Regions from separate parts of the Homo sapiens genome. Here region 2 is linked to region 1. A link is an interaction called in ENCODE POLR2A ChIA-PET data of the cell type or tissue named here. Cell type or tissue: A673. All regions are shown on one strand.

The links. Peaks named below come from ENCODE experiments on the same cell type or tissue, not always from the same donor. Only the 100,000 strongest peaks of a DNase experiment are listed, where the experiment ranks them.
Region 2: POLR2A ChIA-PET joins it to region 1 with 8 read pairs; 3 of 35 experiments call an interaction of 5 or more read pairs at or near these places.

The regions. Positions count from the first base shown.
Region 1 is chr1:22,364,236-22,366,735 of GRCh38, reverse strand. No RefSeq gene overlaps it. Among named protein-coding and RNA genes, the nearest start is that of ZBTB40, 86 kb to the left of the region's middle. In A673, no CTCF peak of the experiment used is centred here; a DNase peak (open chromatin) is centred at 1,015.
Region 2 is chr1:22,467,744-22,470,243 of GRCh38, reverse strand. All of the region lies in intron 1 of ZBTB40 (zinc finger and BTB domain containing 40), which reads right to left. Among named protein-coding and RNA genes, the nearest start is that of ZBTB40, 17 kb to the right of the region's middle. In A673, no CTCF peak of the experiment used is centred here; no DNase peak of the experiment used is centred here.

The DNA.
Region 1 (2,500 bases):
CATGTGTAGTCACATGTCCGTCTGTGTACACCTGTCTATGGGTGCCATTTCCGTGAGTGCTCACGTATCTGCCTACACACAGTTTTCTGCACACATATATGTCTTTGTGCACATGTATGTGTTTGTATGTCTGTGCATACACATTTTCTGCGTGTACACATTTATGTGTGCACGCAGAAAATGTGCACACCTGTCTATTGTGTACACATGCCAGTATGTACCTGCCTGAGTGTGTACATGGCCTTTATGCGTATATTTGTGTGTCTGCACATCACTGTGTTTATGCCCATGCTGTGTGTGTGCCTCTGTTGGTGAGGATGTGTACACATCTCTGTGTACATGTGCATTTGTGAAAGTCTTGTGCAGGGTGAGATGTTGACTCCAAGGCAAGCTCTGGGCTTGGTTTTCCCCTCTGCATGGGGAGCCTCCTGGCTGCTTGGGGTTCCAGTAAATGCTTCCTTTGAACACATGGGGTATCAGGTCATCCTCCAGTGGCAGCCAAATCAGACATTTTCATGTGGACAAGGCGTCTCCTGCTCTGGGAATGCTGCTTGGACAACCCTCAGCAATGAACGAACCAGGACTCCTGCTTGGAGCTGGCCTTAGAACCACCCGCTCTCTCTTCCTTTAGCCAGGCAATCACTCCGTGAGTCACTTCAAAAACACACATGGGGTGCCTACCACAGACCACCCTTCATGCTGGGGCTCTGGAGAGACTGAGACGGGTGTATTAGTCTGTTCTTATGCTATAAGGATATATCTGAGACTGGGTAATTTATAAAGGAAAGAGGTTTAATTGAATCACAGTTCCGCAGGGCTGGGGAGGCCTCAGGAAACTTACAATCATGGCGGAAAGGGAAGCAAACACTTCCTTCACTTGGTGGCAGCAAGGAGATGTGCAGAGCGAAGCCGGCGAAAGCCCCTTATAAAGCCATCAAATCTCGTGAGAACTCGCTCACTACCACGAGAACAGCATGGAGGTAACCGCCCCCATGATTCAATTACCTCCCAGGGGGTCCCTCCCATGACATGTGGGGATGATGCAAACTACAGTTCAAGATGAGATTTGGTTGGGAACACAGCCAAACCATGTCAGACAGGAAAGGCAGGCATGGGGGAAGGGGCGTCTTTGGGAGAAGCCATAGTCCAATGCCACGGAAAGAGGCCACCAGCAGTGAGTGTCCTGAAACATCACAGGGCTCTGATGGACGGGAGAACCCAGGTCTGCGGAGGCACAGGTGGGTGGGGCACATGGGACAGGGCTACCTGGGCAGGCAGAAAAGTTCCTGAGGGCGGAAAAGTTGCATGAACTTGGGCCTGGAGTCTGTTTAGAGCAGGTAGTGGTGGGTGGTAAGGACTGTCTCCTATTAGTGATGCCTACTCACTGTGCAAAATGAAGAAAAGCAGATGAACAGAAGGAGTAGAGTAAAACTGAACTCCAATCCCACCACCATTCAGAAATAGAGTTGAGATGGTGATATTTTTTTCTGTGTGTGGGGGGGCGTGCATTTTTGCGAATCAAATTGGGATCACGCAGCTATATTATTTGGCAACTTGCTTTGATGTTCATGCAATACAATGTGCCATGAACATTTTTCCATGTTGTAAGCATAGCTTGGCGGCTCCAAGCATGAACAGTGAAGTCCTGGGTCAAAATCGGTCCAACCACTTGGATCAGGTAGTTACCATCTTCTCTGAGCCTCACTTCCTGTATCTGTATGAGGAGAGAAAAGTGAGGCCTCTATCAAAGGGCAGGCCAGAGCCCCCTGCAGGACCAGCTCTCCAGCTCAGCCTTGCCTCACCCCACTCCAACCAGCGGCCATTTTCCTAAGTACCTGGCAGCTTCTCCCTTAGCCTGGAATGCCCCTGCCCCACTTGCTTGGACGACACTTACTCTTCTTTGAATAATCAGAGCAACCTTGAGGATTAAATGAAGCAAGGTGATGTATATAGACAGGGTACCTAGCGCAATGACCGGCACATCTCAGGAGCTTACTTTTCTACAGTATCTTTGTTGATGGCTGCTGAATGTATGATGAATTTCCCTATTCCAATGTATGATGAATTTCCCTCATTTGCTCAATAAATCTCTATTGCTGGACATTTAAGAAGTTCCCAGCTTTTTGCTTCTCTGAAAACACAACTGCTTGCTTCAATCATTGAAAGAAGATCAAGTGCCCTCCAAGTAGGTGCGGCAGGGACATTCCAGGCTAAGGGGGCAGCAAGAAGCAGCCAGGCGCTCAGGGTAGGGGGTGAGGCAAGGCTGAGCTGGAGAGACAGACAGGAGTCAGGTCTGGCAGTGAGGATGTGGGCTGCGTCAGAGCTTAAACACTGGCCTCTGGGTGACAAGCCTGGCCGGGGATTAAGTAGAGTGAAATTGCCGCTCTTTGCAGGCCAGAGGGCAGGCCAAGGAATGAAGAAATGGGGAGGGACATGTGGAAACATTGGGGTGATAAAGAGAAGAGAGGTGGAGGCAGGGAGAGGATGCGAGCCTGGCACT
Region 2 (2,500 bases), 100 kb before region 1:
CCTCAGAGATTATGTAATTCAGCCCTATTATTTTACAGATGAAAGAATTGATAGAAATCAAGTGACCTGCTCAAGTCATAAATCTATAACAGGCAACAGCAGGGCCAGAACCAGGATCCAGGTTTCTGAGCTTTTAAGCCAGTATTTGAACCAAGATACCAAACTCCTAAGTACACACAACAGGGCTTCAGTGGGGAGGGCTTCCATGCATCTCACATGCTGCTGAAGCACTAGGCTGGTTATACAGCCTGTTTATCATTTTTTTCTTCGAATGTTGATTAAAATTCAACCACTGATGGCTCTTTCAGCAAAAAAATAACTATCTTTAAGTCATAAAACTGCCCAAAATATATGCAAACATATGATTACAAATTTCCCAATCCACTGCCACTAGAACTATAAGGTGGGGCCGGGCACACTGGCTCACACCTGTAATAGCAGCACTTTGGGAGGCCAAGGCAGGCGGTCATTTAAGGTCAGGAGTTCAAAGCCAGCCTGACCAACATGGTGAAACCCCGTCTCTACTAAAAATACAAAAATTAGTCGGGCGTGGTAGCTACTCAGGAGGCTGAGGCAGGAAAATTGCCTGAAGCCAGGAGGCGGAGGTTTCAGTGACCCAAGATCGCACCACTGCACTCCAGCCTGGGTGACAGAGTAAGACTCCGTCTCATAAAAAAAAACAAAAAACAAAAAAACAAAAAAACCCTATCAGGTGGATTTGTGACTTGACCTCAAAAACATTTAGGTGACTATTAATATAGCCGGGTGCAATGGCATGTACCTGTAGTCCCAGCTCCTCAGGAGGCTGGCACAAGAGAATGGCTTGAGGCCAGGAGGCCAAGGCTGTAGTGCTCTTTGATCACACCTGCGAACAGACACCACACTCTATCCTGGGCAACATAGTGAGACTGTGTCTCTTAAAAAAAAAGAAGTAATACATTAATGAAAACATAACTGGAAGAGGCTTTTCTACGCATAAAGGAAACAGAAGAAATTCACAAATGATCAATAGATTTGACTACATAAAAATGTAAGCTTTAAAACAAAACACCATCAACAAAATTAAAACATAAATGATAAACCAGTGAACACTTCATGGCTTAAAGGAAGTGACAACCAGGCACAGTGGCTCAATGCCTATAATCCCAGCACTTTGGGAGGCCAAGGCAGGAGGATCCCTTGAGACAAGGAATTCAAGACTAGCCTGGGCAACATAGTGACACTCCATCTCTAAAAAAAATACCAAAAAATTAGCCAAGTGTGGTGGAGTACACCTGTAGTCCTCGCTGTTCAGGTAGCTGAGGTGGGGACATTACTTGAGCCTAGGCAGTCAAGGCTATAGTGAGCTATGATTGTGCCACTGTATTCCAGCCTGAGTGATAGAGCAAGACCCTGTCCCTACTAAACAAACCAAAAAAGAAAGATTATACAAATCAATAAGGAAACACCAAGCATGGCAGCCCATGCCTATAATCCCAACATTTTGGGAGGCCAAGGCAGGAGGATTACTTGAGCCCAGGAGTTCGAGATCAGCTTAAGCAACAGAGTGAGACCCCATTTCTACAAAAACTAAAAAAAAAAAAAAAAAAAAAAAAAAAAAGCCAGCCAGGCATGGTGGCACATGCCTATACTCCCAGCTAGTTGGAAGGCTGAGGGAGGAGGATCACTTGAGCCCAGGAGTTTCAAGCTGCAGTGAGCCATGATTGTGTCACTGCACTCCAGCATACGCAACAGAGCGACATCCTGTCTCCAAAAAAAAAAAAAAAAAAAAAAAAAAAGGAAACATTAACATTTTAAATTTTAAAAAGAAAAATATAGATAATTCACAAAAAATTAAAAGTCAATAAACTGATTAAAAATTCAGCCTGGTGAATAATTAAAGAAACGCAAATCAAAACATGGAATCAAAAGTTTTTCAGTGACAGTATTTAATTGGGAAATAGTGTTTTAGACCGTGGACTCGGATTTGGCAGAACTAACTTGAACACTTACTCGGTGACCTTGGGCATATCACTTTAATCACTGTGAGCCTTAACATCCTTATAGTTTTAGTGTGAAGATGAAATGAGAGAATGCACCTGAATTGCTTTAGCAAAGTGACTGTCAACAGTAAATGCTCAATAAGTATTAGCTTCTTTTCTTTTTTTTTTTTTTTGAGATGGGGTCTTGCTCTGTCACTCAGGCTGAAGTACAGTGGTGCGACCTTGGCTCACTGCAGCCTTGACCACCTGGGCTGAAGCAATCCTCCCGCATCAGCCTCTCAGGTAGCTAGGACTACAGGCATGAGCCACTACACCTGACTAATTTTTTGATTTGTAGACAGGGTCTCCCTATGTTGCCCAGGCTGCTCGCGAACTCCTGGGTTCAAGGGATCCTCCTGCCTTGGCCTCCCAAGGTGCTGGGATTACAGGCATAAGCTACTGTGCCCAGCCTGCTATTATTATCAGGAAAAAAAAAAAAAAAAAAACAGGCCTGACACAGTGGCTCATGTCTGTAATCC